Regions from separate parts of the Homo sapiens genome. Here region 1 is linked to region 2. A link is a contact called in ENCODE Hi-C or POLR2A ChIA-PET data. All regions are on one chromosome and are shown on one strand. The core of a region is the stretch at or near the end of the contact, and the rest is flanking DNA. Distances in the headings are between cores, read along the strand shown. Region 1 has its middle 91 kb from the start of RGMA. Region 2 overlaps RGMA (repulsive guidance molecule BMP co-receptor a).

Region 1 (4,185 bases), core at 1,463-3,962, 140 kb before region 2:
ATGCATCCTCTGGAGCCAGGTACTGTATGCAGTGGTTTATATGAATTCCCTCATTTTGTCCTCCTGACAGCTCTGAGAGCCGAATTGTTGTCATCCCCATTTTGTAAATTAGAAAACCAAAGTTGAGTCTGCCTCTTCCACGAAGCCTTTCCTGACTGCCCCAGTGGATACCTTTGCTCCCTTCTCTCAATTCCTGCCCGTGTCTGGAGCCCAACGCAGTCACAGCATCAGGCACTGGTCTGTGATCCTAAACAACAGAAATGTATTTTGCTTATAATTTTGACAGCTAGGAGTCCAAGAACAAGGTGTTGGCAGGGTTGGTTTCTCTGAGGCCACTCTCTTTGGCTTGTTGATGGCTGTCTTCTCCCTGTGTCCTCACGTGGTCTTCCCTCTGTGTGTGTCCGCATCCTCATCTCCTTTTCTTTTCTTTTCTTTTCTTTTTTTTTTTTTTTTGAGATGGAATTTCGCTCTTGTTGCCCAGGCTGGAGTGCAATGGTATGATCTCAGCTCACTGCAACCTCCACCTCCCGGGTTCAAGCGATTCTCCAGCCTCAGCCTCCCAAGTAGCTGGGATTATAGGCGCCCACCATAACGCCCAGCTAATTTTTTTTTTTTTTTGTATTTTTAGTAGAGACAGGGTTTCACCATGTTGGCCAGGTTGGTCTCGAACTCCTGACCTCAGGTGATCCACCTGCCTCGGCCTCCCAAAGTGCTGGGATTATAGGTGTGAGCCACTGCACTGGGCCCTCTCCTTTTCTCCTAAGGACACCAGGCCCATCCTAAGGGCCCCAGTCTGGCTTAATTGCCTCCTTGAAGACCTTATCTTCAAATACAGTCACATTCCGAGGGACCAGGGGTGAGGACTGCGCGTATTTTGCAGAGACACAGTTCAGCACATGACCCCTGAATCATGGTTTGCAGCCCCCAGGAAAGAATGACACTTGTCACCCCCTCTGCCCATAAAGCAAGCCTGGAAGGTGAGGACAGCAGGCATTGTTATTTTTCTCTTCCCCACGGTTGCCCACACTTCCTGATGCTTGGAGGTGGCCCATCTCAGGTTACCGCTTTGCCTGGGGAGCTGGTGCAGCCAGAGTTGCAGCCCAGGCCTCGGATTCCACATTCTCTCCTCTTTTCAAGGCACAGCAAGAGACTGGAGAGACCAGTGCCTTTGCTCGATGTGACAAGTTAATAAAGTGTCCTCCTCTCTGGGCTGTAGTGCCAGTGTCTCCGCCGTGGGAACCTGGCAGTGTCTCTCCTGGCAGCCTCCACAGGCCCAGTGTCATTCTGGGACTCAGCACAGGTCTTCTCCATTTCTGCACCTGTACATTGCAGGTCACACCTGAGGATAGGACGACCTGAGGGCTGAGTGAGCTGACACGGTGAAGAGCTGCCAGCGCCTGCCCCAGTGGGGACTCCCTATTCTGTTCCGCATGCACCCAGGACTCCCCTTGAACACAGCAGTCTCCCCCTGCCTGGGGGACGGTGGGTCAGGGCCAACACTGTGCAAGAAGCCGTGGGAAGCCACCTCCACCCGCAACAAGCAGCTCAAAGCATCAGCAAGTCAAGAGCGTGGTTTTTAACTACAACAGGCAGAGAGGAAAGAGATGGTGAGTGTAAGGCTCTCACTCCCAGGCATTTACCAGGGCTCTGTGGTGCATCTCTTCCTTAGCTCACTCCTGGCCAGGATGTTCTTCCCTGACCCTGTTGCAGGTCACTGACGTCCCCAACCATGAGGACTTGTGATGGGCCCAGTGGGAGGTCGCAGCCAGGCACTATGATTGGGGGACTGAGTGGCTCTGAAAGATGTACCCTTCTTTCCCTTTCAGCTCAGAAGCAGCAGCCCCAGCTCTCGGCAGCTGGCTCCCTGCAAGCTGCTGCACACACGGCAAACCTCCTCTCCACGCCCGGCCCAGTGTGGTTCCCCCAGCAGATCAGGCCTGGCTGCCTCCGTGTCCACACCCTGACCTGCGGCTGAGGCCCATTTCTGTCTCCCGCGGTGATCCTACCTCCCAGCACGCTCCCATGTAGCTGTTGATTGTTCTCCTTCCCTTCCTCCCTTCCTCCCATCCTTTCTCCCTCTTCCCTGTCTGTGAATGGCATTTCTGGAGTGTGAGAGAGGCCCGGGACCGCAGGTATGTTTCCTGTCTGCCCGTTCTAATCAAAGGCAGATGCCTGCGGTGCGTCTGGCCTCGCAGAAGCGGAGAACCCATCCTCGGAGAGGGGCCAGAGGAGAACTGTGTGCTCCTTTATAGCTGCATGCTCGGGTAAGGGCTCTCTTTTTGCCTTTTACTATTTTAACTTCAGAAAGGCTACCCATCCTGTCTGGGGCTCCTGCCCTGCCTAGGACAGTAAGGTGGTATAGAATCGTCATCAGCTGTGAGCCCAGATAGTCCTGAGTTCAAATCCTGTGCCATCATTTCTTAGCTTCCCCTACCTTTCGTCCTCTGGAAAAAGGGGATGCTAGGTGAGGGACGAGGGAACAGTACAGCCACCAGCCCTGGCTTGCTGTTGGAGGGATGAGGCGGCAGAGCCCGCAGAAAGGTGGATACTTCATAGTGCCAGCCACGTTCCCGCCCCACCCCACAGTGCCCGAACCTGCAGGCGAGGCTGTAACCACGAGGAAAGCATCAGGGACCCGGTCACTCGTGCTCATGGACGACCTGCCCCTCCCAAGTCAAAGGTCGTCGCAGGAGAGCTGCCCGGGAAAGGAAGCGAAACCTGGCATTGTTCCAACAACCTCTTAGGCCCTGAATTTCTGTTTCTTAACAAAGTCACTGTTAGATTGTGTTGAAAAATAAGATCTAGGCTAACTTCCTTCTTGGGTCTTGGGACACTTTCTTGCTGTTATATGATCAAGGTGGGGGCTGCATAACTATTCCCCGCTGCACATACTCCCTCCCTTCCCCCTCAACTCCCTCCTTCCCCAACGCCCCCCACCCAGTGCAATCTACTTACTGTCTCTCCCACAGTGTTCCCCTAACAGGTTCCTGCTGGCACAAAGGGTCCCACCTTTGAAGACCTTTGGGTTTAAATCCCAGCTCAGTTCCTAACCAGCTGTGTGACATAGGAAAGTTGCTTAACCTCTCTGAGTCTCAGGATCGCCATCTGCAAAATCAAAGGGCTGATGGCAACATCTTCTTCTCAGGACTCATGGAAAATTAAACGAGCGCTGCTTCCAAAGATGTTTGTGCAGGGTGGAAACTCAGCACAGGGTCGTGTCCATTTCACAGCCTTCCAAGGGCTGCAGCCTAAATGTCTCCAGCCACGGGAGAGGATGACAGCTGCCCTTCTGTGGCAGGCCTTGGAGTAAAACTCCCAAACCATCCCCAGCCAGCAGAGGCTGCCCAGCCCAGCCCCTCCAGCAGGGCGGCTCCATAGACTACAGGGCAATACGGCCCAGAGGCTGTCCCTGTCCACTCCTGTTGCGCCAAGCTGGCTCCGGGAGGGGCTGGTGACTGGGAAAGATGCTACAGACACAAGTTTGATTTTTCATTAAATCCTCTAAACATTGTGAAAGGAAAATAAATATTGGGACCCCAAAATCACTAAGCCAAAGGATAAAGTCAAGCTGGGAACTGCTTAGGGCAAACCTGCCTCCCATTCTATTGCTAAAAAAAAAAGATGGCTACTAAGATTCAAAAGCTACATACCTCCCTCACAAGGAATTTCCTTCTGGACAAATGACAGACAGAACTCAAAGTCATCCCTCTGCTCGCCGAGATAAATGCATATCTGATTGCCTCCTTTGGAAAGGCTCATCAGAAACTCAAAAGAGTTTCACTGGGCTCCGTGGCTCATGCTTGTAATCCCAGCACTTTGGGAGGCCAAGGTGGGCGGATCATGAGGTCAGGAGATCAAGACCATCCTGGCTAAAACGGTGAAACCCCGTCTGTACCAAAAAAATACAAAAAAATTAGCCAGGCGTGGTGGCGGGTGCCTGTAGTCCCAGCTACTTGGGAGGCTGAGGCAGGAGAATGGCGTGAACCCAGGAGGCGGAGCTTGCAGTAAGCCGAGATTGCACCACCGCACTCCAGCCTGGGCGACAGAGCGAGACTCCATCTCAAAAAAAAAAAAAAAGAATGCAACCATTTGTCTCTCACCTACCTATGGCCTGGAAGCCCCTCCCTGCCTAGAGTTGTCCCGCCTTTCTGGACAGAACCGATGTACATCTTACACATATTGATT
Region 2 (3,790 bases), core at 59-2,558:
AAACAGTTTCGGCCGGGAGCGGTGGCTCACGCCTGTAATCCCAGCACTTTGGGAGGCCAAAGCGGGCAGATCACTAAGTCAGGAGATCGAGACCATCCTGGCTAACACGGTGAAACCCCATCTCTACTAAAAATACAAAAAATTAGCCAGGCGTGGTGGTGGGCGCCTGTAGTCCCAGCTACTCGGGAGGCTGAGGCAAGAGAGTGGCGTGAACCCGGGAGGCAGAACTTGCAGCAAGCAGAGATCGCACCACTGCACTCCAGCCTCCAGCCTGGGCGACAGAGCAAGACACCGTCTCAAAAAAAAAAAAAAAACAACTAACAGTTTCGTTCATTAAGGCAATGTCCATGGGGCAGCTCCTGCATGCCACGCCACCCCTGCCCTGACATACTCCCAGGCTGACCAGCCAGAACTGGGGAGAGGGCATCTTGAAGAAACAGTCCACCCTCCGCCCTCGCATACCTGTGTCTCCCAGCAGACAAGACACACAAGGGCAGGGACTGCACTTTCCTGTGTGCAAATCTCAGGTATGGTCCAGAAATCACATCTCTTTGGTCTGATTGGCCTTACTTACCAAACCCTTGAAACAATGGAAAGAAGCTTGCTGCAATGGGAAGACCCCTGCCCCCCAAACCCTCTAACCAGGAGTCTACAGACCTCATTCCGTGGAAGTTCCCATTGTCCCCTGGGAAACCACCACCTTCTGAATCGGCACAGCCAAGGCCCCCAACCCTGCTATCAACAGCTTTCCTTAGCCACCTTCCCCATCCTGCAGGGCTTTTCAACATTTCGACTTTTTAATCCTTCCCTCCCTAAGATATAGACATGGTGTTAGTAGCAGAACCCTGAAGGCAAAGGAACAGAAACTAACACTCTCAGAAAGTCCTAGCAGGATGGTCTGAATTAATAGACAGCTGCAGGCAGCCAGTGTGCAAGGCACGCTCGTAATGTCAGTGGCGTTCCGGAATGAGGGCTGTGATCCCAGGCAGCCCAGATCCCAAGGCGAAAACATTCATGTCGCCCAGCATCACCCTGTCCTTGCCCAGGGTGACCCTGAGACGGCACTTGGATTCTTCCACATCTGAACTCAAACCTGCTCCCTCAGCTCTCCCCAGCAGGAATTGGAGCCCTCTCCAGGCCGTTCAGCCAAAGCAGAATGTGTCTGGCCAAGCAGATCTGCCCAGAGAAGAACAAAGACGTGTTCAGACACTGTCTGGGGAATTGGTTTTGAGCTCACTCTGAGCTCCATCTGTGCAACAAGGCCAGCGTCAGCTGTTACAGAGAAGGGGCTTGTGGCAGTTTATTACCCTGGTGAGCTGGCTCGGGGCCATGCTGACCGCAGGACTGTAAAGGACATAAGGCAGTTGGCAATATGGGAAGCAGCAGTCCCCAAAGCACCCCGTCAAGGAAACGATGCAAGAGCTCTGTCCACTGGACCAGCCCCACCCTACCCCGCCACGCCCTGGCCTAGGGGGAGGGACCTTGTGTTTCACGGGCCTGGATGGCCAGGGATGGACAGTGGCATGGGCACAGACACACCCAGACCGAAGGAAGGGCCCGGGCTCCAGAACCAGACCCGATCCAGGCTCCCAGCTCTGTCACCTACTGGCTGCATGAAAAGGGTGGGTTTTCCTTGTTTTGCAGCCTCAGCTATCTCAGCTGTGAGGGAACAATGACGCCACCTCCCTCACGTGGCGGTCCTGAAGATGAAATGTAATGCATGCAGCGCGGCGGCCGGCCCACCGTGTGCTCTTAGTAACTGGCCGCTGTTCTCTTCAGCCCTCCCGTTACTGACCACCTCGAGGGCACCGTTCCTCCAAGCTGACCATTTCCTGCCAGTCACCCACTGCCCAGCTCGCCCAGCCATGGAGTGGGCTCTGGTCCACGTGCATGGTGAGCTGCCATCTTTGTCGTCCTCTGGACACCACGTCTACCTCCTTGGGAAATAGAAACGAGTCCTGCATTGCTTTGTCAAATTTCACAAAAACCCTAGAAAGCAGATATTGCCCTGGTTTACAGACGGACAGACAGAAGCAAAGAGAAGCCAACTGACCCACTCCAGGTTACAAGCAGGGTCTGGTAGGAGAGCACGCGTCCACCCCACCGCTCACTGCGCCCACCTACTCCTCGCTTGAGGGCAGAGAACGAGCTGGGGCGGGGCGCTCCAGGGGGCACAGGCAGCCTGTGTTCAAGGCATGCTCGTGAGCCCCACAGCAGGGGCGGAGTCAAACCAGGGCTCTGGTTCTGGGGTGAGCAGAGGGTGGGGCCAGGCCCCCACTGGGAGGCTGACTGAGGAGGGGCTCAAAGGGCAGGCAGGCTCCATCAGAGCGGTTTGATGAGCAGGGCCGCTGAGTGGCCCTCAGGTCAAGGCTGGGGCCGGGACCACCAGGGACCAGGTCTGCGGGGCCAGGGGTCCCTCCCCAGGGTGGAGCAGGAAAACTCCGGCAACCGCCTTCTTGAGTGGACTTGACCTTCCCTTTCTCTGCTAATGATCTCAGATTAATCCCTTAAGGCAAGTGCCCCAGGGTGGGTGTTGGTTGCATAAAACAAGAGGAGTCCTTCTTCCCTTCCTTCCTGGCACAAACATTTGTAGGCCACCCCCGATGTGGCTGGTCGTAGTCTGGATTTGGGGGCACATTCAGGCATTCAACAAATACGTCATGAGGCCCCGTGATGAGCTGGGGGGCTATGCTTGATGTCGGCAGTACAGCTGTGGTCGCTCGAATGAATGTGCCCGCCCTCACGGGACTGACCTCTAGTGGTGAGAGACAGACACTAACCGAGTCACATGTGTGATTACACGTGTAATCATACTTACATATGTAACAACACGAGTTACACGTGCAGTGTGGGGAGGGGGCCCTTCACGGTGACCAGCCCATCAGGGAAGGGGATGCGGGTGGCAGAAGGAAGCGGCACACCCTTGTCCTCACGGAGCTCACAGGAGGTTCTCTGACCCTCATCTTAAGCCACAGGCTGTGTCTGAGCCTCACTGCCCTAGCTATCAACTGGGTGCAGGACTAGGCCTTAATCACTGGGCAGCGGGAAGAACTACATAAGCTCATACTGGCGCAAAGCCCCTTGGGAGACCGCAGGGAAAGCCATTGCATGAGGTGGTGACAGGCTCGGCCTTCAGAGTCGGGCTAGAATCTGAGTTCTGACAATGATCCCCGCCTTGACCCATCTCTCCTCAGGCCGCCCTGAGCCTTCCAGTTAGGCCTGGGCTTTGGGCTTCCGTGTTTGTCTCTGGATTGTTCGGTTTTAGCAAGAGTCCTGCTAAATTGGTCTTGCTGGAATCCTCCGCCCTCCACATCTGATTGCCCTTCCTGTCTGATCGTGGTCTTCATGCCCCACGGCCTCCAGGGGACGTCTGATCACCTGGCCTGCCTTCAGCAAGAATCCCCCCAGGTGTTTCCTCTTAAGAGGTTTTCCATCCACTGAGCCCACCCTGCTCCTTGGCCATCAATTCCCACTTGCCTGTACTGTATTCAGAGGGGACCCCAATCTCTCTTCCCAGCTGCAGCGGTCCCTGTCCAACACTGCCCCCCACCTCAAATAAAGTCTTTCTTACTGTCTTTAACATATGCCGTCAATAAAGTTTTAGCAGATCCAATTCCCTGCTCTGTGATCTTAGGCAAGTTACCTAACGTGTCTGGGCCTCAGGATCCTCAGCTGAAAAATGAGATAAATGCCACTCCATAGGATTGTCGGGAGACTAAATGAAAAAAAAAAATAATGCAACAAAGCAACAGGCCCAGAGCCTGGTGCCCAGTAAGCCTCGGTAGAAGGT

What was found. A loop is a pair of places that touch in the nucleus more often than their neighbours do. ChIA-PET counts read pairs that join two places held with the same protein, here RNA polymerase II (POLR2A). Pooled maps may share reads with other maps.
Region 1: a pooled map shows a loop between it and region 2 (2.6-fold over the local background). The contact joins two enhancer-like sites. A Hi-C loop is called at or near these places in 2 of 50 pooled maps. POLR2A ChIA-PET finds 5 or more read pairs at or near these places in 3 of 52 experiments (OCI-LY7, Panc1 and naive thymus-derived CD4-positive, alpha-beta T cell).

Annotation. Positions count from the first base shown.
Region 1 is chr15:93,177,743-93,181,927 of GRCh38, reverse strand. No RefSeq gene overlaps it. Among named protein-coding and RNA genes, the nearest start is that of RGMA, 91 kb to the right of the region's middle. RefSeq lists enhancers at 916-1,453, 1,454-1,992. Within about 2 kb of position 2,712, at least 2 of the 41 ENCODE cell types and tissues checked have a DNase peak (open chromatin) inside an H3K27ac peak, as active enhancers do.
Region 2 is chr15:93,035,094-93,038,883 of GRCh38, reverse strand. RGMA (repulsive guidance molecule BMP co-receptor a) reads left to right here. Exons shown (of 4, transcript NM_020211.3): 4 at 1-3,613. Among named protein-coding and RNA genes, the nearest start is that of RGMA, 52 kb to the left of the region's middle. RefSeq lists an enhancer at 2,554-2,693. Within about 2 kb of position 1,308, at least 13 of the 41 ENCODE cell types and tissues checked have a DNase peak (open chromatin) inside an H3K27ac peak, as active enhancers do.